3 separate regions of the Mus musculus genome follow, and all the other regions are linked to region 2. A link is a loop called in an ENCODE intact Hi-C map of the cell type or tissue named here. Cell type or tissue: left cerebral cortex. All regions are shown on one strand. Region 1 overlaps Clstn2 (calsyntenin 2). Region 2 overlaps Clstn2 (calsyntenin 2). Region 3 overlaps Clstn2 (calsyntenin 2).

Region 1 (8,000 bases), 90 kb before region 2:
TGGGCTTTGTGAACAGTCACCCATGGAGTCTTAATTTAGCATAAACTAGTTATGTTGCTTTGGGTCAGTTGACACCTCTGTTTCCTCATCTGGGCAGTGGAAAGAAATCAGAGAAAGTACATGATGACGGAGTGGTGAGTAGGAGGGTGCCCCACATGGAGATTTGCGAATTGCACGGTGAACTTGTGGAATTAGGGCCAGCCTAGTCTAGTCCATCTGGGTGCTTGCTGCAGTGCTCCTCTGACTTAACCTGCAGGACACCTGTGATGGGATCTTCACATGGTGAAGATGGACAATGTCCCTGTGGTCACACACTCTATAGCCACCCGATTTGGGAGTGGAGAGCAAAGCTCACTCATAGGTTGCTGTGCCTTCCTAGATGGACATGCATCTATCCATAAGCAAGGGCAGCTCACTCGCATGCTTCCGTTTCTGTGGAGCTGGCTCCGTGTCTAGCTACAGCTTTCCTTATTCTGAGAGGGTTTTATTGTTTGCCTCTCATAAAAATCTTGGTAGGCATGACACCCATTTGACAGATGAGGACACTGAGTCTTGAAGCCTTTGTCTGATCTAATTTCTGACTCAGTGCTCACTCTGGAGCCTTTGGCCCCATAGAGGGCAATCCCTTTTTCATTCATCCAAATGTAGACACTTGGTGTGCGGTATTAATGCATTTATTATTCTCATCTGATGTGAGAGTCTAGGATGTAAGCAAACCCCTCAGAAGAATGTGTCCCTTTGTCCCTTTGCTGCCCCTGCCCAGCCCCTGCTCCTGCTTGGTGCTTACATAGCATTTAACCCCAGGTGTATTCTTCCCTCCTGTTTCATATTTTCTGTTTCTTACATCGGCCTCTTGAACTGGCAAGCCTCATGAAGAAATCAATAGCATCTACTGGGATGACAATGGGGGGCTGGCATGATGGCTCAGTGAGTAAAGAGGAATTGTTCCCAGGGATGCACGTGGGAGAATGAGAGAACCCACAGGTTGTCTTCTGACCGCTATGTGGTGTCCTTAACGCATGCTACCCCCTCCCCAACAAACACACACTTACAATAAATATATGAGTGTTAAGATGAAAAGGAGCATCTCCCCCCCTTCTATTTCTCCCACTTCCTCACCCTCTTTAAAATCCCAGTGTTTCTCTTAAATGACTCAGGCCTAAGGCTCAAAGCACGTTGGTTTTGAAGCAAAAGCAAGAGCCATACATCCCTGGTATGATGCCTTTATCTCCCTGGCATTTGCAGGATGATTATCCGAGATGTAGCACCCGCTTACACACAAGCCTCGGGAGCCAGTGGAGGCTTGGAGGATGCTGATTTTGGCTACGCCTTCTGGTTTGCTCTGGCATCATCTGTTAGGCAGGGCCTGTCTGCTGGGAGCATTCAAGGAGGCACCAGAGGAATCACATTTCCTCCTGAGCTCCCAACATCCAATTTTCCCCGAGGGACCTCAAATGACCCCGTCATCCACGAAGAGAGATATTTCTTTGGGAAATTGGTTTCCATTCCCAGCCTCCACACCTCACGGCGTAGCATATTTCCCACACGTCAACTTAAATACGCTGTTGTCTGTTCTCATCTTCTCTTTCTTTCAAGAACCAGTGTGGGCAGACAGGGAGCCTCACATAGCAGGGAGTGCCCAGGGCTCTCTCTCCAGCAGGAACCATATGGTGGCCTCGCAGTGCATCCCATTTCCTCAGCCCACTCTTCCCTTCTTCCTTTGCCTGGGATCTCTAACTTGTCTGCATACTTGGGAATCCCAGCCCAGCGTCTGTGTGCAGAGCTCATCCTGGGTTCTGGTGCTTTGTCTAGTGTGACTATAGTTGAGCCTGGGAGGAGTTTTATTTTTAACATATTGGTTGTTTTATGGCCAGGGTCATGGCCATGGAAAGCGACTGCATTGTTGAGAGGGTTGCACGTCCATCTGCTGTGTTTAAATCTAAAAGCTGGATAGAGACTCTCTAACTGTAGTCTCAGCCTGAAGCCATGCAGAGAGTAGACATGGACTTGGTATAGATGGCATTGTTGTACCTGTATTTTAGACATTTTATTAAAACTTAGATGAACCCAGGTCCATAAGAGTTCTTTGTAACGATATGCTCCTATCATGAACCCTTTGTTATTTATTAACTAAATCCTGATGGACACATGAACTCCAGCCAGGAGTACTAGGGTGAAGCTTTCTTCTAGCCACGTAGACCTCTGCATCCTGTGTGGCATGGATATGACTGATGCTGAAGGTTATAATTATGGTATTCCCTTATTTACAAAAAGCTCTTAGCACATATAGTACCTATCCCCCCCCCCCTCAGATTGCTTATTTTTCATTGAACTAAACTTTAGAGGCATTGTCTTATTAGATGTTGTCTTCTGGATATGTTTCTAGACAGTGTTAAGATGTTACTGTGTGCAGCTGTGTAACACCCCAGTGTGTAAAATGATCACCCTACACTTGTCTGTTCTGCTGTGGATGGGTCTTCACAGTGGCAGCAGTACATACTTATCAGGTAGTGTCACCATTTCTCCAAGCATTTGTTATCATTTTGTCCTCTACCTGGCAGCGTGGAAAGTATCCCTGGTAAACTGAGATCTCACAAATACTGAGTATGGTCAGACTCTGTAGTTTATTTATTTATTTATTTATTTATTTATTTATTTTTGTTGTTGTTGTTGTTCAGTTTGAGTGAATTTATCATGAAGCCTCAGGGTTGTTGCTTTTCAGCTTCTTAGTTGCCACAGTGGCCTGGCATGTATTCATATGTTGTAGCTGACATATCTTCCAGTGTATAAATGCCTGGTCATCTCTATTGCTAGCTTTCTATTGTGTGGTTTATATCTTTGTTTCACACACACATACATACACACAGTACTAACTCTTTGGTCATTTCTCAGCTATTCTTTCATGTAGTGGCTTATACCTTTTCTTCAAATCATCTTTTGATGAACAAAGATTTTTAACTTTAATGAGGAAAGCATATGGCTTCTGGGGGTGGGGACCTTGATGTAAAGTTTAGAATGAGATTACTTCTGATGGTGAGAGTGTCAGACTAGCTTCTTTCTCCAGATGTTATGATGTGTATGAGTGCATGTATATATGTGTGCATATATGCATGCGTGCGTGCATGCATGTGTGTATGCATATGCACTTGTCTGTATGCATGTTTGCATGTGTGTGTATGCCAGTGTACATGTGTGAATGCATGCATGTGTGTGTGTGTGTGTCTGTCTGTCTGTCTGTCTGTCTGTCCTCTGAGTCCTTCAATAACTCCATATGTCTGGCTGTCTGCCTGGCCTGCCCAGTCTGGAGACAGACATATTGTCTTAGGAAAAGTGTTGTCTCTAGGCATCAGCTACGTGGGCAGCCTCTGAGTGGTGAGCTGAGAAGTCTGAAGTTTCTGACTCTTGGAGAAACTGGAGATGGGAAGAAGTCTCCTGAACTTGGATGCCCCAGCTCTGTAAAGCTGTATTGGTGCTTCAGATGGGCCCTGTGAGTTTCTGCTTGTCTAGAGATGGTGAAGCTGGCTTGAGGGCCTCAGACTTGACAGATGACGGGAACTGGTTAAGATAGCATTTGAGGCACACCTCAATAAGATCCGGGACTCTACAAGGGAAGTCACTAATTAGAGGAAGACTCTTATATCACTCTTTTAACTTTTTTTTTTTAACTACAGGAAGAGATTAGTCAAAGTAAATGTTCCTGTTTCACTCTCTATGTGATTTAGATATGTGGGATATTTGATTCCAGATCCCAGGTTCACCCATATTCCTTCCTCCCTCCCTCTCTTCCTGCTCCTTCTTCTCCTCCTCTCTTTACTCTCTTCTTTCCTCCAGCCTCTCCCCTCCTCTTCCTCCTCCTTTTCCAGAGATTTTTGTAAATTAGTGGCAGGCTTTGACAGCTGCCTGTCTCCATGATAGGCATTTCCTACAGTTATCTTCTTGAGCCTCACAGCGGGGAGTGTATCATCTTTGGGCTTCTGATGGCCAACAGCAGAGCTATCTTTCTTTATGAGGGATCTGAACCTTGGTGTTTTGGCTCAACTGAGGCTTGCCAGAGACCTTTGTTAGCTGGTGACTCAAGGAAGATATTTACGTAATGCCTTTCACTACGGGATGCTGTGATTAATGATGAATACAGGTGAAATACTAACTTGGGTGCCTACTACACCATATAAATTCACTAAATACTCACTATAAACTAGTAAACATGAGAAATCCTAGCAGTTAACAACTAGCGCAATCAAAATTCAGATAATCAATATTAAAATCATAAGCTCATTTTCTCCATCTCGATCCGTGAAACACTTGGTACCCAAATAGAGAGGATCAGGCTGGGGACTTCATAGAAAGTGCAGGGCCTCATGAGTCTGCAGGGTGTCCCTTCTTGGTCATCATCAGAAAATGACTTGGAGAAACCTCTCTCAGAGTTGAGCTATTGTCACCACGTGACCTCTGGGGCTAGCAGTGGGCTGGCACTTGTTCTAGTTAGTAGCCATTTTGATCCTCTTGGTCTTCCTTATCTTCCTTCTTTCCCCAGTGTTTCCGTTTGTACCGTCTCTTACTTTGGCCATAAGCCAGGAAGAACTGCTCCAAAACTCTGACTGCCTGTCTAGCTTTCATATTGACCAATAGCCTGTTTAGAGTTCTGAGAGACCTCAGTGAGCTCACAGGCTGTAAGCACATGTATGCACAGTTTTCTTTGTCCTGCATACCTACTTTGATCTTTGCTCTTTCATCCCTTCATTTTGCCCTCCTCCCTGTATGGCTTTTATAGAGAGCTGACTTTTCTTTTGCTATGTCTGCTTTCCTGTTAAATAATCTTGCTTAATTCTTAACTTGATATAGTGCATCTTTTAGACCCAGATGCTTTGTTTTGGCCTGGCATGGTATCACAGACCTACAATGACAGTGTGTGGGAAGGCGGAGGCAGGGGGACCAGGAGTTCAAACTACATAAGGAATTAGTGGCAAGTCTGGGCTATAAGACTCTTTGTTCTGAAACATTTTTTATAAGTTACAATGTCTGTTGTCTATTGCCTTCCTCCATCTTCATTTTCCATTATCTGTCAATCACAATTATTTGAGTATTTATCTGGCAACTCCAATAACCGAGTCATCTGTGGGTCTATTTCTGTGTTTTCTCTTTGATTGCTGATCAGATTTTCTTGACTTTTCAAATGTCAAGCATATTTTTATAATATGCTAGCCACAAGACAGCATACCAGAAAATGCCCTCCATTCCCTCTTAGATGGAACAAGAAAGGATCCTGATTCAGTGAAAATATAGTCATAGTTATAGATATGGGCTCTTCTTGCTTATTCACAAAATTAAAATGTGTGTGTGTGTGTGTGTGTGTGAGAGAGAGAGAGAGAGAGAGAGAGAGAGAGAGAGAGAGAGAGAGCGAGCACAAATGAATAGTGTGAACAGTGGTGATTTTTGAAGGTGACTTCTTTAATGTAAACACATTACTAATCTGATCTCGGTTTCCATTGATGACTAATGCCATCTGGAGATCACTCCAGAGGATGCAGACCTTGGTGGGATGAGATGAGAAAGAAGCCAGTGCCAGTCCACCTCTGACCAGCTGGGTCCCAACAAGAGAACTCTAGCAATTACCAACTCGCCACTGTCAGGGATGGCAGGGAGGGTGATCCTCTGGGGATATTTGGAAGGTTTGGGGAACGATCCTCTAACACAGTGGAGTTCTAAGCCAGGAAGCAAAGGGTCGAGGAAGTTGTGGGAACAAGAAATAGGAAGTTTTGGCCAGAAAGATCTGATTTCTAACCCTCTAGTCAATATGGGAAAGAATTCTGATGTACAGAATTGTTGTAGTCATTTATTCATTGCTCCTGGACTTTTACAGTCTGGTGAATTTGCTCTTCTTGATACCGAGTAAAGTATAGAAATTCCAAGTGAGATGAGGGTTGTTTCTAAGATTGAGTGTTTACCTGGCAAGCATGAGGTCCTGGATGGAGCATTGACATCACCAAACTGAAACAACAATAACAATAGCAATAACAACAGTGATGACAGCAACAGCCATACAGCAAGGTGCTTACTCCCTGCTTGCGGCATTCTCTCCATGTGGTAGCCATATAACTCTCTTTCATATAAGTCTCTTTCAGTTGGGACTTAATCTTATGCATCACAAACAAATGCAGTTATATGCATGGGGGGGGTGGGGGGTGGGGGAGAAGGTTGCTTTCTTCATGGCCTGTGATAGGCCAGAGAGAATGTGGCTAGTACTGGATACCAACATAGCCAGGAAGCAAGGAAAGCCCTGGGAACCCAGTGATAAAGGGATGGGGCATTACTGATGTTGTCTTAGAGATGAAGGAATTTCATAGTATGCAGCTCTGGGGAGAGAGAGTCACATGGTACATGGGTTATCACTGTCAGTGTTAGGCTTGATCTCAGTGCTTAGCCACATACCGGACTGATGTTTGTCCATCTATTTGCCAGAGACCCTTCAAATGGATGCTGAATGTTCCCTGCTCTCAGTCTCTCCCCATTTGTGCTTCCTCTTGCTCTCAAGATGTAGCCCCAGAGTTGATCTTGGCTCCTCACTACTTTGCTGCTGAGTTATCCTCTGGATATATTATCATAGACTGTCCCAAATAGTCCTACCTGACCTCAAGTCTCCTCAGATCCTTTGTGCATTAGAACTTACACACAGAGCCCTGTATGCCTTTCTTTGTCTCTCTTTGGCCTCAATAAATCTTTTACCTGCTGCTAGCCTAGTTTGTGTTCATCTCTTAGATGAGTGGGAACAAGTAAAACGGAACTCGTGCAGTTGAACAGCTAGTGCTACCATTGGGGGGACAAAACTTCTCAGTTCTTAATGAGATAGGACAAGAGTTGTTGGATGGTGTAGTCCTGACGGGCACTGGTGATGTTCTGATGAAGGGAGAGTTTGTGTGGATTGAAGGAAGAGAAGCATCAGGGATTGGTCTGGGATATGCCTCCTGGACTTTGGCTAACGCCATCATCAACTGTAAATGGAATGCCACCACACATATGAGACAGTCAACAGAGTTGTGAAAAGGTGCCAGCCCACACATCGCAGAATGTTGATACCCAACAATTTCCACTGTTGACAGCTTATTCTGATCAACATTGCATATTTGATGTAGCCTAAGAATTAACAACATTGCAAGTCATTCATAATACTGCTAATATTAGCAGAATTACCATTTTCCAGCCAAAGTTGATGTATTGCTATTCAATATAACATACACATTCTTTGAAAAAGATTAAAAAAAAAAACCAGCTCTCAGTTCAGTCCATGTTGAAGCTCTGTGGTTTCTCAGTGGGGTTTCCATGGATTCCAGGGAGTTAATGAGAGTGTGATATTCATGACAGACGAAGACGCTGACCCATGGCTTTAATTCAAATTAGACATTTTGTGTGCATGTGCGAAATACTTTGTTTTATCCTTTATGAGAAAGTAAATTGCAACAAAACCACTTTTGGTCACACATTTGATAATAATTTTCCTCCCACAAATGTAAAATAATCTCATGAAAAAGGTAAAGCCTGGTTGTTAAAATGCCCAGAAGTATGAGACACCTCTGGGAAGGAAGCTTTCCTCAGCCCTTATGTGAATGGGGAAGGAAACTGCTGTCTTCAGAGCCCCTTCCAAATTCCCCAGAGCTTCTGCAGACACCAGAGACCTCTCCTCGAATCTAAGGCTACCTGCATCATGCCTCTTCTGTCTTTTTCCCTAAGGATTCAGTGGGCTGACGTAGTCCCTGCTCCTCTACACTGTCACCTGATTCCATCCCTACTACCTTTTAACATCTATCGGGATCCTTGCCTATCCCATTTACCTTTTGAGTCCCCATTCTCTATTTGTAAAACAAGAACATTCCTCACTATTGGCAAGAGTATTATAAGGATCACGTGTAATTTTCTAAGTGTAGTATCTGATATATTATTAGAACTCAACAGACAGTAATTCTGCAGAGACAGGATGAAGTGAGTAAGGCACTCAGCTATTTTAA
Region 2 (8,000 bases):
GAAAGACAGAGAATACAAAAGTATTGAAAGTGTTGGGAAGTTTCATTTATTCCTTGTGTTGAAAGATTGATTTCTTGGTGCCAAGGTTGATGGTTCTCCTCTTTTGCATGTTTGCATTAGTATTCTGCCCCAAAAGTTAAATACTTGAAATGGATAGAGATTACCTGCCAATGCTTTCTCCATGAATCAGATTCAAAATGCAAACTGTGACATGAGGCAAAGCCATTTATTTTATTTAGTAGGGAATAGGGAGAGGAAACTTCTGGGTTTCTCTGTAGAAACCCCAGACACTCATTGGCCACACTAGCATATTGTTTTTATTTTTCAAAATGTATTTTTTATTCCCTTTATATCTCTATTGTAGTCCCTTCCCTCCTCTCCTCCCAGTCCTGCCTTTACAAATCCCTCTGCCAACTAGCCTCCTCCTCAGAGAAGGGGAAGCCCCCCTTGAGTACCACCCACCCTGGGACATTTAGTCCCATCAGGACTAGGCACATCCTCTCCAGTTGCATCCCAAGCAGGCAGTCCAGCTAGAGAAAGGGGATCCAATGAGTATCAGGGCAACAGAGTCAGAGACAGACTCTATTTCAATTGTTAGGGGACCCACAAGAAAACCAAGCTGCACATCTGTTTCATATGTGTATGGAGTCTAGGCCCAGCTCCTGCATGCTCTTGGTTGGTGTTTCAGCCTCTGTGAATCTCTCTGGGCTCAGGTTAGTTGACTCTGTAGGTCTTCTTGGCCCTCTAGCTCAATTAGTTCTATCCCCTACCTTTCCACAAGATTCCCTGAACTCTGCCTGATGTTTGGCTGTGGGTCTCTGTACCTGTTTCCATCTGATGCTGGATGAAGCCTCTCAGGAGACAGTTACGTTAGACTCCTGTCTGCAAGCATAGCAGAGTATCATTAATAGAGTGAGGGGTTGTTTCTCCCCCATGGGATAGGAATATCAAGTTGAGGCAGTCATTGGTTGGCTGTTCTCTCAGTCCCTGCTCCATCTTTATGCATCTTGTAGGTAGGACATTCTACTGCCTCTGTTTTGCTGAAAATGCTTATCTCCTTCCTATTTTCCCTTCTAGACTGTACTCAGGCATCCTTTCACCCCTTCTGACTTCCCTAAGACATCTATGTGGAGTCTTTTGGCATAGTCCCTTGCTAAAATAGTGTTATAACTTGGATGTATCTTTATATATTCATTTTTGTCTCAGTTTCAAACACATACCTAAAGGTGCATGCAGTCTGAGTGACTAGCCATGCTCATAACCGCCCCCCCCCCTTCTGCTCCAATGACATCCTTCTATTTCCTCTGCTGGAATAAGTATGTCCCATTTCCAGGCTTGTTAAAACCTGTTATGTCTTAGATGAATTGTTAATGTCCTCATGGTAAACCTTTTGACTGCTGGCTGTTGGAGAGAGGTATTTTTAGAAGCACTGAAGCTTCTTGGACTCCTTAGTCATAGCTTTGCCACATGCTCATTTGGTTTTCTTGAGGATTTCAACATTTCATGACCCCTTCTCAAGTTTGTAACTACAGTTCAGAGCAATCGAATGTGGGCATAAGTTTGTACTCAGTATTTGACATAGACAGGGATCAACCATGGTGCAACATGATGAACTTGTTTGAAACCAGTGGAGAGATAGCTAGAAGAGCTGGATGAATTAGTATAAATTCAAGGATGGCCAGATAAAGAAATGCTAGCATAAAACTAGGCTTTCCCAGGCAGTAACTTCTGGCCATTCATAAATATCCAGATGGTTGCTGTGTGCCTTTATTTTCCTCTTCAAACCATTGACTGTTCTTTGTACCTCTGGTCTCCCATAACCCTGGCAGCCTTCATTCATGAGTACGCACACTTTCAGAAACTGAACCTACAGCTTGTTCCAAGTGGTACATGTGGAGTTGTATTTTCTGTGAAGGGCTTTTGTCCACTGGCTTGTCTCTTTTAGCCTAGGAATATCACATGGTTCTGGTGGTCACACTGCCAGTGAGGCATTTGTGGACTGGACACAGTTAGGGACAATAAAGGGAAGAAGAACATTATATCTATGTACCCTAAGCTTAGCAATATGTGTGTGTGTATATATATACACATACATTCACATATACATACATACATATATACATATGTGTGTATGTATATATATATACACACACATATAACATTTTCTCTGTCTTTTCTTCTTTATGTAGTTCACTCTGATCTTCTGCCTCTATTCAATAGGCATCAAATATGAGCTCTTCATACTTATATTTTTATGTGACATATAAACTGGATATCAGTGCGAGTCATTCTTCAGTGCCTCCAGAAGCCTCTTAGGATAGAAGGGTAACAAGTTCTCCTGATCTGGGAATGTAGATACTTCTTAACACTATACAGTACCAGATTAAAGATGGGTCACATCCAAGTGAACCAGGATCCCAGCTTTCTCCTTGTCTGTCTTATGGCAAATTTAACACATGCTCATTTCTCATCTGCCCTCCTGGGATGCAGCAACACATGTTTGCAATGTCACTACCTCATGAAAGAGAGGCAGGTGCGTGGGACAGAATTGAGGTTGTGGCCATTTTAAATGAGTACATATTTACCAGCATAAGCAAGTAGACAAAGTACTGGGAAGAACATGGAGAGATTGGCTTGTTTTCTGGCAGAGCTCCTAATGAGCTCTTTGAGTTCTGATAAATCATTTATCCTGTAGGTTGTTTGCTAAGGTGAGATACAGAGGTATGTATGGAAATATATGGATTCATATATGTTGCACCTGCCTGACAAAAATCCATTTTCTTATAGTAGTATATGTCTATTTACATTTAAGCATATATAATAAGCATGTGATATATGTTTATATAACATATATTTCTTATAGTAACTATGTGTGCTGGAAACCAAGTCCTCAGGTGTAATGTGTTGTACAAGATACTCTGGTACAGGATACTGCCTACTGCTGAATTTGAGCAAATTCTAAGACAACATGTTCTCAGAGCTTTAGGGGGGAAGGTAAAGATATTTTTTTCTGAGCATCTGCTTGAAAGTACTTTTCAGCATCAGCAACAGGCATTTTTTACTCCTGTTTCTCACTGGCAGTAACAAGGAATGCAGCTCCCCCTGAGAAATCTCACTTACTTTGAATTGGGACTCAACCAACTTGTGTGGGTGTAGGTAAGTGTGGATGTGTGCACCTGCGCTCAAGCTTGTGTCTATAGAAATAAATGGAGTGTATATGATTCATGAATTTTGTTCCTAGCGTGTGCAACTGCATCTCCTGTTTGCCACTGAAACATTTCCAAAGAGAGGTAGAACTTGCCTTGCCTTATCAGATACTTTGGATTCTCGCTGTTTCTCTACACTGGTACAGCTGAAGGTTGATTTTGTTTGAAGATGTATGCATTATTCACCCAGGGTCTCTGTAGAGACTTATTCCCTCCCTTAGAAGAGACATCAACAAACAGATTGGTATCATTGCTACTGCATTGCTGGGATGGAAGGTGGTAAGTTGGACTGTTTTGTTCTCTTTGCAACATGGAGTTCTTCCAAATGAAAGACTTCACTGCCTCTCAGATACACTCACTAGCCATGCTGAAATTCTTCCTTATTTTAGTCATATGTGCATGAAGCTGTGGATATAAGCTTAGTTTTTTAAACCACACAAGGGCTATCACTCTGGATGTTCTTCTCCCAATTCTACTCTCATGGGGAAGCAGAGAGGGGCCCACTGGACAATGCCTACTTCTCTTGAGACTCCAGTTTATCTGTAGGTAACTTTATATATCCAAAGAGTAGATACAACTTCTTATTTATAGCATGCTGCAGGAATTCATTGGTGAGATTCAATGTCTTCTTTTATCCATCTGTTCCATCAGTAGCTTTGCTGCTTCTCATGCCTCTCTCCATGGCTGCCCCCAGGATATGATACAGGTCCCACAAAATACATGCAGTCAGGGTAGGCCTAAAGCCTGAGAGTTGGACCCTAAAGACTCCTGGGATGTGTAGCTTTGTAAGGCTTTCAACTAGGATCAAATGTTGGATGGAGTTGTATGTTTTAGAATTGTTATTTGGCTCTTGGTGCAAGCTCATGGTCAACTTTGTTGCTCACCATCAGCTAAAATACAGATCACGTGAGACAACTCAGATGGACAATCTCCAGATGGAGATTTGACTCACTGCTGATAAGTGTGAAGTTTTTAACAGATTTATATTGAGGCTTCTTATCTACCTAATTCATAAGAATATCACATCCCATTATTATCTTATGGCCATTTGGCTATATTGTAGTGATACAAATAGAAAAGAGGTCTTCTCTGCTGTGGTAATGCCAAAAGATAAGTCTGGAACATCTTCATGTCTATCTTGAAAAGAATGTTGAGGCTTTGTGTCTGTTCTGTGACCATGTTAATCAGCAGTGTCTGTGATGAGAAAGGGATAAGAGCACATGGTGCTGTGCATAGATCAGAATTTATCAAGTCAACTCTACAGCTTAGACTTTTCATGGTGGTCCCAGGAAAAACATTTCAGCCTTCTGTGTCTCTCTTCACCTTTATAGTGACAGTGTCTACCCAGAGTGCTTTGGTTTTTATTTCCTGAACCATCCAATGTACATTATCCACATGAATAGTACCCTGCACATTGGAGTGAAATATGAAGTCTCATTGCTACTGTAATTAATCATTAATACATACCTCTTGTCTTCCGGCCAATGAAGTTGCTAAAGCTCATGACATATATCTGTCACTGTTCAGGTCATTGGGATTACCGGGTTGTTCTCTAGGTGCCTGTAAACTATCTCTTTAAGGTGTTTGCTACAGTTTCCCTTGGAGCCCCTGCAACTTAACAGATGTGTATTCAGGGAGCCGCGCTTTTTAAATGCTTCAAAATTAATGTTTCTACTGCTTCCTTGATCAAAAGACATCACTCTCATTGTGTCATTTCACAGCTATCCTGGGACCACATTCAAGTAGTTACTTAACATGACACACACCCCTAAGAACTTCTAATTCATTGCCTCACTTCTTTCATGCAACAGCCTTTCCCCCAACCCCAGACTGGCACTGTGGTCAATTGGATTTTTTAAAAATAAGAGGTTTTTAAGCTTGAAGAAGTTAAATCTCTTGGTAGAGATCGCTTAGCTGCCTTATGAAAGAGCCTGAATTTGAACTCAGGATATAGCCAACCTGAAAAGGTTGTTTGAAGTCCTTACATGAGAAGAAGGAGGAGAGTGACAGCTGATGTCTAAGACAGGATGGAGAGCAGGGTGGGGGCAGTTCTAGATTTAAAAGTAGCATCTTAGGAGCACATGGACTGGCTGTGTAATGTATCTATTTGGCTTTTGCAGAATTTAAGTATGGAGGTAGGAATAAAAGTCTGATCCTGCCTTAGCTTTCTCCATTAGATCATGAGATAGACTAGGGCAGAGCCCAAGCAGAGCTATTGATCCAAGATAAGGTGCACTGGCTGATTAAAAAGTCTATGTAAGTTTCACATTAAATTTGTGAATTTAAGGTTCTAGCTAATGGTCCTGGGGAGATAATTCAGTTGGTAAATGCTTGCCGTGTAAGCAGGAAGACCCACATTTGATCCTAAGAACCCTTGTAGAAAAGTTGAATATGACAGTAAGTCCAATGCTAAGACAGTAGGAAGATAGGTTCTTGGGAGTCCCTGGCCTGCAGCTTGTAGCTTACACTTTTCTGTGACCTCCAAGCCAATTTGAGACTGTCTCAAAAATCAAGGTGGGTAGGACCTGAGGAAAAAAATCCCTAAGCTCGACCTCTGGCACACACACAGACACACACAGACACTCACAGACACACACACTAAATGAATATTTGGCATAGAAAGTTTTTACTTCTCAGTGAATTTCTTTAGAGAAGATCACATTCTTAAGTTGAAATGCAAAAAGCATATCACTGAGAGATTTTCAGAAGAGATGGGTTTGCCATCACCAATTAAGGTACTTTGTGACCTGGGGGTGAGTTTGGGGCATAGGAAACTGTATAACAAAGCAAGGGGAGATGTAAGCATGTGGAATGTTCAGGATATGTTAAGAGGTTAGTGTGATTATAATGTAAATTACAATGGAGCCAGTTTGATGGAGACAGGATTTCTATCCCCATAAGTCTCGGTGTGCAGGGCTAGGAGTGAGGACATCAAGGAGTTTAGAGCACCTGTTTCTATGGCTGGACAAAAGCATTAGAGCAGAATTCCCTTCATTGTGCCATGACATCTCTAACACATAGGACTCTTTGGAGGCCCATTATCTTTCCCCCATAAGAAAAACAGATGCAAACATGGTCCCTTGGATAAAATAAGATTTAGAACACTTTTTCTAACAGAAGAGACAGTACTGTCATAAAAGCTTCTGTCCCATAGGCAACATTTTCTATTAACAGTGGAAGATTTAACAGATGTCCATTATCTGGGAATGGGATTTGTTCTGATAATGGCCAGACAATGAGTTCCAGACACAGTTTGTAACCTAGAGTCTCCTTTATTCTTGGACAGAGCACATAAATCAAGGTTGACTTTTATGTGACACCTGGACACACCATAACTTGTTAGCGGAGACTTTTTTTTTCTGCAAGTCTTTTATTTTCAATATAGAAATCAGCTGAGCCACATTCTCCTACCCTGACTCCCTTCCACAGTCATGGCCACCATGTTACAATTACATTGAAGGTCATAGGATCTAACCTTCACAGAATTATAACTGCAAAATACAAAGGAAGTCTGCTCTTCATGGCAGTTGTCAGTACCATATTTGCCCTTCCTCTTGCTCCTTCCAATCTGAAGTCCCTTTTCCCAGTGTTTCTGATATTCCAGATGATCTCTAGACCTAAGGTGACTTAATCTGTGCATGGATGTGGTGGCAGCTAGCACTTCTTAAGTCTTGTCTTGGGCCCATGAGAGGGATCTTTATAGTGGTGGAATACTAAGTTAATATCTGCACATAAGATTTCATCAGCATGTCCCATTCTCTTACTTTCTTGCTCTTTCTAGTTGGTCTAAGCTTCCTGAAAACCAGTGTGTTTGCTTGCAGAAGTTCTTAGCCTGTGGGTCATGTCCCCTTGGTGGTCACTTATCAGATATCCTGCATATCAGATATTCATAAATTATAGTTATGAAGTAGCAACAAAATAATTTATGGCTGAGGGCTACCATAATATAAGGAACTGAATTAAAGAGTTCCAGCATTAGGAAGGTTGAGAACCACTGGCTTAGGGGTTTTTCATGCTGAACACAGCCACAGTTCATATCATCTAAAACCACTGAGCTCTGATCTCAGCTCATCTTTCATAACCTGTCTGTTCCATCTGCCTTGATCTCCTGGGATTCTGATTTGGGCTTATTTTCCTATGTCTGTCCAGAGAGACTTTTAGAAATCAAATTTGTTTGGCTGGTTGGTTTTCAAGAGTAACTTCTGCTTTCCTTTTTTTTTTTTTCCATCTAGGGTTCAAGTTCTCCTTGGATGCTGTTGCTCATATATGGACTGATTTGGTTTCCTCAGTCTAGTCTTTTATGTCTGTCTTCTCCAGCAAGGTGCTGTTCTAGGACAATCCCTCTATCCACACAGTGGAGAAGGAAAGTGATTATCTTCTTAGGCTCTAATCACCCATTGCATTGAAAGACAACTGCAACCTGTATTTTTGAGAGGTCCTCAAATGAAGCCCTCTCTTCCAGCCTCTTTATATGGTTAGTCTGCTCCATCCAAAATGAATGAGATAAAGACATTATCAATGGATTGACAAACTCTAGCATGTGTCAAGTAAAATCAAGATGGAGTCTTGACACCTCTGCTCTGGAAACTTAAATCATCTTGCAGACAAAACACTAACTCATAGAAAGAATAATAATCCATCCTCATGAGAAAAAATGGCTTTACCAGTCAAAGAAGGCCTTCTGGAGGGGGGTGGTCTGTGTATGGCAAGGCAAATGATCACCAGGACATCAGGACATTAAGACCTAAAAGTTGCTGGATATTATCAGGGCAAGAAATAGGCAAAGAGGTGAGT
Region 3 (8,000 bases), 130 kb before region 2:
TGGTTGGGGTGTGTTATTTTAGCATCACTTTGGCATTTCTGCATATATGCAGGCCACTTCCAAGTAGAAAATGCTCAAAACAGACACTAAGCTTTCAATATGGCAGTGTTTGGCAATGGTTAAGGCCAGGACCTTATTCAGGAAGTCCTGGACTTGTAGTTTTATAGAGTACCGGGATTTTCTATTTTTCATGTAACTCTGGACTGTTTCTAGACCTTCCTACACCACAAGGTGATCCCAAGTCTGGTTAGAAATGGCCTAATATTTCCCTTATAGCCAGCTGTGGATGAAGATCGGCTGGCCCTCCCACCACCCCCAGTCTGCTGAGCTAGGAGAGTAGAGCTGGTGCTTCCTCAGGGAGAACTTGCTAGCAGTGGCTTGGAAACTGAAGCCTCCCCCTTACAGAGGAAGTGAGCTTCAGGATGTTCCGCTGTGCCTTGGTCTTGACTTCTCTGTGGAATGGGTTTTCTTCAGGCTCAATGTGGTGCCGGTGGCTGGAAGCCAAAGGCAGAGAGATGGAAGATGTGTATATGGAGAGAGCAATGTCTCTGTGGTGTTAGATGCACATGTATGGAGAAAGCACTCTACAGAGAGTGATTGTAACCGCGCCTGTCAGTGCCTGGTCACATCTCCTCTGTTTGTGTCTGTAGCCCAACTCCAAAGAGAGTCAGCCTTTTGCTTATGGCTTCCCTCTGGCTACTAGAGTCCTAAACTTGCAGTCATGGCAGATCCCAAGGTCTAGGAAACTTATACTCCCAGGACCTGGTTTTATCAGTGGCTGCCAAGAGTTCACAAAACCCAATGTGTTCCACCCTTTTGCCTGCAGGTGGAGGACATCTGAGGGTCCAGCATCCCAGCTGCCTGTGGTGGTAACTGGCTTCCTTCTCTTCCTGTATTACTATTGTGCTCCCCTTTCCATCCTCCCTGAGATCATCCCTCAAAACCTGTTCTGGGGCCTAGACTCGGGGGGTCTCCTTTTGAGGGAACCCAGACAGAGAGAGGCTGAGCAAAGAAGCCATTTACAGAAAGTGTCCTTGCTGTACCTCTGTGAATCCCCTGAGGCAGATCTATCAAGACTGGAACACCCAGTGCCTTCAGACATTCGGCCAGACTTGCTTGGCAGCTATGAGGCTTTGTGGGACATTTGGAGAGCTGTATATGACTTCTGGGAACTCTCAGTGCTCATGTGCAGGACTTAGAACCCGCCTTCATACCATCTGGGCCTGGAAGACTTTGCTGGAACAAAAGCACTGTGCAGTGCTGATGGACACGGGGCTCGGAGGAAGTAGAAAGTATTTCTCTATACCCAGGCTTTGGAAGGCTCCTTGAGGACAGCGCTTCCCCAGGTCCTTGAGCCATGTCTGTGCTATGAAGGCCTCCTCTGGCTATGAAAAGAGTTGAGCTAGGCCTGATGCCTGCAGCCCACGTGATGCAAGTGTCTGGGGGGGGGGCATCTGGCACCCCTGATCACAGCCAAATTTCTTGAGTGTCTATTTTCAGTATTTTCTCAGATCACCTATAAGTAAATTTGTGAAGCAGTTAGCTTTATCACCAGCATGTCCCCGGCCAGTATGAAGCAGCCCACAAACCTGAAATCCCTCTTCTCCACAGAGCCTCCAGGGCTCACAGGTCTGAATCACTATGGCCGTTCAAATATTCCAGACAAGGCACTGAAATCCTCACTGATAAAAATCCTGCCCTTTCTCTGAAAGACTAGATACACGGATCCATTGTCACAGGCGCAGTTTGATGTGAATTAGCCCATCAGCTTAGCCTAGTATCGTGGCTAGCTCACGGGGATTTAGCTTTTTTTTTTTTTTTGACAGACAAATGACTTTATTTTCAGTGATGGGTGTTATCAGCACATAAAATATGTGCAAATAAGGAATTGCTGGAACTGAGTCCATCATCTGATTATCAGAAGCGTTCTCTTAATTCCGGGTGACTGATGCACGGCGTATGTACTGTCTCTGGATCTTGATGACGTTCCTTAGAAGCTGTTGTAGAACTGCATCAGACTCGTGTTCTCACCTCCGAAAATGGGCACAATAAATCTCAGCCGAAGAGGCTGCTATAAAGTAAGCTCAAGGTTATAAAACTTAGAGGCCGGTGCTGTGGTTATCTGTTGACAATCCGTAGACAGTCGGGCAGCAACAGCTTTCTTATGATCTTAGGTCCTGCGACCCAAGGACTGAGAGGTGGCTTGGTGGCAATAGTTTGCCTCTGCTCTGTGATGTCTATGAACCTGACTGGAGGTTGAGATCGTCTGGATGTTTCTTCAGATGGTTAGGAGAGATATCTCAAGGGCTGGGCCTTACTGAGAAAACTAACCAGATCCTGTGAGGGCATCCATACATGGCTTGGCTCCCTGGATGCCTGAAAATAAAGGATGGCACCCCCTATTGTCTGGAAGCTCGGGGCTCCAGCGCACAGAGCAGAATCTGCCAGGTTTCTTGTGGACTTGCCTGGATCCTACTCCTAATGCAGTACCTTAAGTATGGCTGTCCCTGATGAATGGCTTGAATTTCCTTCTTGATTTATTTATTGTACCCGACCTTGGTCTTATCTGGAATGGTCTTTATGCCTCAAGAAAGGACCGGTGGAGAGAGACATTCATTTACTGGAGAGTCAACCTGGAATATTCCCTATGAGAGGATGAGTACCTATAAAGAGAGTTCTGGGAAGACTGGCGAGACCCAAGGGCTAAAGCATGCTGTCAGGGTATATGAGTCTGAAGACAGTTGCTCTTTGTTAAGTTACATATAACCTACCTCACAGCTAACACGAAGAGCATTGGACTATAGACCAGCATGTTCTGGATTCTTCCATGCACCAACTCGTGCCAAACCCATGTGAACTCTGTGAGGTGCATATCTTAATGCAGTCGAGGAAACAGCTAGGAAATCTTTGGTGAGTTTATAAGTAAACGCTCTAGTACTTGAGCCTTGATCACTGACGTCAGAGCCTTTGCTTTCTGCCTTGCTGTTGTAAGCAGCCTCTCATGAGATAATGGGTTCATATATTTTGTTCCCTCTGGGTGTGTGTGTGTATGTGTGTGTGTGTGTGTGTGTGTGTGTGTGTGTGTGTGTGTGTGTGTGTGGTGTGTATACGCACGCGTGTGCCCGTCTTAATTGTGTTCCTGGCTCTATTCTGTACTTAGTGGGAACAAGAATGTGTCTTTTTTTATGTCCCCCTTTTGCACAATCTGAGTGCCTTAGAAATGAGAATTGGGCTTGGCAGAGAGGCCTCCATCCCTTTGGCTCTGCATGATGACTGTCTTGTTAGCGACATCTGCTGGCCCTGGGTGTCAAGGAGAATGGGGTAAGCATTGTTCTTCACATCCTATTCTCTGAAGGAGTTTTTGTTCTGGTTTACTGTTGAAGTATTGGTTTTGAAATGGCAACACAGAAGGTCTACTAAAGGGTTGTCCCACTTGGAAAGGGACTCTCCTTTTTTCCTGTTTCCAGGTTCAAAGCAATAACCATGAAGCAAGTGGAAAGAAAGCACTCCAAACAATAAGGTGAATGGCTGACAGGTTAAAGCTGATGCATAAATGCAACATTTGCATGACAAAGACCCTGAGCCAATGCTGATTGTCATTCACCAGTAATAGGATTCCTTGAAATGCTGAAGGTCTTAATTAAATAAATACGTAATTTATTTTTGTTGGTGAATGCTTTTTGCCTCAGGAGCTATTCAGGCTAGGATATCATTTCCTGAACTTAACCTCATGTCTATCTCATAATCCACCATTCTTCCTCCTCGTGGGTTTAGCAGCCTAGTTGGAGCATACATTTCAATGAAGGTTGTCTATTTGAACAACAGCTTTGTCCTCAAGATGATCTGAGTTTTGATAGAGAAGCTAACAAGATGACAGATTGAAGTATTAAGTGATAACTCTGTGCAGGAGCACAGTGCAGGAGCTGAGGCTGGGGGATGGGGAGGTGACTACAGGAGATGTCCCCCCTGGGCAGGACAGTCCAGGACTGCCCATCTCTCCAGCCTTGGTTTTGCTACACCGGATTCTTTGAGCTTGGGACAAGAGGCCTCACTTGCTCCCTGTGTAGGACCCTGGGTTCATTGCCCTGCTTCCCACTCCATTCTAGAGCCCAACCACAGGGAAGAGAAGTCCTTGAACACTCACATCCTCAATAACTTTTAAAATTAAGCTTTTCATTCTAAACTCAATTTGGCTCCATCTTTAACCTGAACATGCCTCAGGAAGAGTTCATGCAATCTTTATCTTCTCCTTTTTGCTGTGATTTCTTTCCTATGTTGTTCTTTTTTTTTTTCTTTTTTTAATTTGAAAAGCTTGATTGGCTCACCAGAGAGCAAGCTCTGTGAGAGAGCAGGGCTCATTTCTTCATTCCTGATGGAGCCCTGGCATCTGACCTGTCCACTGCATGGTTAGACAAAGGCGTGGATGATGCAATTCAATGAGGGATCTTGGAACATGTAGAGTTCTGAGGGGTTATGAAGTTAGAGAGGGTTCCAGAGACAGGATGTGATGGTAGTTAAAGACCCAAAGCTAGCAGAGACTTCCTGGTATACTGTATACAACTGAGACCAGCTTTCTCATCAGAACTTCAGTTTCCAGTCCTGGGGAGGAGAGGGGGTCTATAATATTTTGCTCATGCCCTTGAGTTACAGGATCTGGTCCAGTGCACATTGCTGGGCAGCCACATTCCCAGGCACGCAGTCTCAGAGCCATCTTGAGAGGGTCTCTAACTACTTACTTTCCTTCAGCAGAAGTGCTCAGGGCCAACTCTCACTTGAGACTGTTCAGAACAAAGTATTACTTTTGCTTATTTGGTAGTCTGTATGAATGGTTGCCCAATCACTGGGTTGTGGAGTTGTGGCCACCAGAATACTTGACCTGTAGTGATGTGTGCAAAGGTGGAAAACTGCCCGTCAGAACCAGGGGTGTCCCTGGCCACTCTTTGTAGGGCCTATCGTCTACAGGATGTACATGTTATACCTCTCTCTGGGAATCACAGGATGAGTGGGGTAGACTTCATTTTCTTCCTTGCCTGGGCTTGCTGGTCTTTTTCCTTACTCTCTTTCAGTGATTACATTTGTCCTGTGGCATAGCATGCATTTATATATAAAAGACTGAAATCCATTGCAGAGTGTGGGAGGGCATCAATAGGTAAAGTAATAAGTTTGATTTTTTTTGTTCAAGATGAAGTGATGTACATGAGGGTATGGATGGCCCTGACATACCTCATATCAGGCATTGAGCAGTGGGAAAAGAGAGCAATTAGGAATCCACAGAGACACATTCACACACCTGGAAGCCCATTGCTCCTTTCTGGCATTTCTATGGACTCAGGATTAGACAGCAACCTTATGCAAAGGATGTCTGATATATTGGGAGAGTGGGTACCCTATGAAGCATTGTACCATCAGATTCTACTTCTATATATATAAAATATTTCATCTTTCTGAGATGACTTGGGTCTTAGATGATGGTGTCCCAGAGGAGAAACAGTATGATAAAGGATTATGTCATTTGCCTGGTTTCTCTCTCTTTCTCTCTCTCTCTCTCTCTCTCTCTCTCTCTCTCTCTCTCTCTCTCTCTCTCTCTCTCTCTCTTCTTTTTCTGTTTTTTCTTTTTTTTTTGGTTTTTCAAGACAGGGTCTCCCTGTATAGCCATAGCTGTCGTAGAACTCACTCTGTACACCAGGCTGGCCTTGAACTCAGAAATCCACCTGCCCTTGTCTCCCAAGTGCTCGGATTAAAAGCATGCGCCACCACTGCCTGGCTTGCCTGGTTTCTTTAGATCTATGCATAACACCCTGATGCTCTGTTGTGTGGTAGACAACTACATCCTCCAGATGTCTGGCCAGTTTGCATCTAGCTCACCAGAATCAAGATGTGGACCTGCTGAAAGACTAGAGGATGGTAGGAAGCCATTGTCTTGTTCTCCTTCCTTCCTTTGTTCTAGGTGACTTCAGTGATCTTTCCTCCCTGTACCTGTGACCTAACATTCTGACTCTTTTGACTATATTATGTAAAAGGGAAATCTAATGTTCTTGACCAGTTGTATGGCCCTTACCTTTAAGGTTCTGGTATCCTTGCTTACGTCTTCTGTCTCTTCAGCTCTAGAGTTATAGTAGTTTCCTGCCTTGCCAAGTGATCTGAGTCTCTGTCACTTGGCACTGAGGACTATATTTATTCACCAGAGATGGAGGACAAAGACATATAAAGAAATGATTCCATCAAGTTCAGCTAAGTGAACCAAAGAATTTTTTGATGTTATAAACTGAGTTTTCTTACAAAGCATGGGTGACTTGGGCAGCTCTTTTCCTATACAAAAAGCTCACCCAACATACATGCAAGGCATATCACTGCAGTTCCTTGACCAGTTTTCAAGTAGCTATACTAAACAAGATTCTTTAAGTTGTTTAGTGCTTATTTATCCCCAGGGATGAACTTCCTGACTTTTATAAGTTTAGTGAGGTCTGGGTCTTGTAAGTTTCTTGTAGGTATCATGAGCCTTGTGAGTTTTCCTTTACCTGCTATATGATATTTGGTTGTTTGACTTTTTTGCATTAAATTTATCTGGAGACACATGGAATAATTACAGGTTTCCAGTTTGGATGATTATTGGTATAATGATACATCATCACAAGACTAGGTATGAAGCAGATATGATTTCTCTCACCTTTTGTCTCTTAAATCTCCCTTGCTCTCTTTCCCCAGTCTCTATTCTGTAAGATCCTTACTGTTGTAAGCTCTTCAGTGTCAGAGTCATTCATTTAGTGCCTCCTACTCCCACTCCTTATACCTATAGCTTTAATACAACCCCCACCCCTTTTTGTGGTAGTTTGGATGAGAATGGTCCCACAAGGTAATTAACATGACTACAGGTTTCCTAGTTGGTGAACCATTTGGGAAGGATTAGGAGGTGTGGTCTTATTGACAGAGGCATGTCATTGGGGGTAGGCTTTGAGGTTTCAAAAGACTCATGCCATTCTCAGTGTGCTATCTGCTTCATTGTGGGTTGAAATGTGAGCTCTCAACTGTTCCTGCTGCTGTTCTTTACTCTTCCATAATGGAGCTAGCTTGCTTTCTTTACCATGTCACCTACCTAACTTATTCCCTTCAGTTCTCTATCGTAAGGAGTACAGCCTCATCTACCCTAGCTTAGACCCTGCCATCTTCATCTTAGGCCATTACAGCTTTTTTTTTCCTCTCTAAAGATCACTGAATAGAAATTTCCAAATCTTTGCCTGGATCCCAGAGATAGAAAAAATGAGGAGAACATGAAGTAAGCTTCCGGGCTGTGGAGTGACTGCAGAGCTCCAGTGTTTGCCACTGTTCAAACAAGGAAGTCAGGGAGACTCCTGGGATCAGGCTCAGTGTGCCTGAGCTAGGAGTTCATCTTCTTCTTCAGAAACTAAGGCCAAAGAACCACCAACTCAGTCGTTACTCATCCACACAAACTGAGCTGCGGTTTTGTTAAGGTCTTGCTAAAATAGAGATGCAGGAATAGGTATACCAAAAGCACAACATGCAGAATTGCTGCTGTTGTGTGTGCGTGTATTCTGATGTCTTTCCTGGATCCCATGGTAGGTTGGAATGGGAGCCATGCAGAAGTGAAGGAAAGGCCCATCCTTTGCCACCAAGGCCTTGCCCTGAAATGTGGAAAGAAGCAGATTCAAACAAAACATATAAAACAGTGAGATGATAATGTTGGCTGTCAATCAACTGGGGCTCTAGGTGCTTTAAAAGTAAAATAAGAAATGGGGGTTCAAGCTACAGACTGGCAGCTTGTGGAGATAGCATGCCTACATTTTCACAGATGAGAGGGTTACAGAAATGCAATCTGGTTCTTTGCCTGGTAAGAGCATGCTTTTTCAAGAACAAGAAAAATTAGAGTTCCTTGAAGATAGCTTATTTATTTCACAATTTAAAAATACAGTCTTATTGTAGAAAATTAAGGAAATACATTTTAAATAGGGACATTTCAAAATTTGCATTAAGAGATTAAAAAA

What was found. Peaks named below come from ENCODE experiments on the same cell type or tissue, not always from the same donor. Only the 100,000 strongest peaks of a DNase experiment are listed, where the experiment ranks them.
Region 1: a loop joins it to region 2, with 10 times the contacts of the local background. A loop is called at or near these places in 2 of 42 quality-filtered maps.
Region 3: a loop joins it to region 2, with 2.9 times the contacts of the local background. A loop is called at or near these places in 3 of 42 quality-filtered maps.

Annotation. Positions count from the first base shown.
Region 1 is chr9:97,968,598-97,976,597 of GRCm38, reverse strand. The region is part of intron 1 of Clstn2 (calsyntenin 2); the gene reads left to right. Among named protein-coding and RNA genes, the nearest start is that of 4921534H16Rik, 31 kb to the left of the region's middle. In left cerebral cortex, no CTCF peak of the experiment used is centred here; DNase peaks (open chromatin) are centred at 1,399, 1,605 and 3,341; H3K27ac peaks cover 632 bases.
Region 2 is chr9:97,878,677-97,886,676 of GRCm38, reverse strand. The region is part of intron 1 of Clstn2 (calsyntenin 2); the gene reads left to right. Among named protein-coding and RNA genes, the nearest start is that of 4921534H16Rik, 120 kb to the left of the region's middle. In left cerebral cortex, no CTCF peak of the experiment used is centred here; a DNase peak (open chromatin) is centred at 3,130.
Region 3 is chr9:98,012,062-98,020,061 of GRCm38, reverse strand. The region is part of intron 1 of Clstn2 (calsyntenin 2); the gene reads left to right. 4921534H16Rik (RIKEN cDNA 4921534H16 gene) reads right to left here. Exons shown (of 2, transcript NR_110443.1): 2 at 7,887-8,000. Among named protein-coding and RNA genes, the nearest start is that of 4921534H16Rik, 13 kb to the right of the region's middle. In left cerebral cortex, a CTCF peak has its summit at 3,301 (motif pointing left); DNase peaks (open chromatin) are centred at 589, 1,194, 2,046, 7,748 and 1 more place; H3K27ac peaks cover 1,719 bases.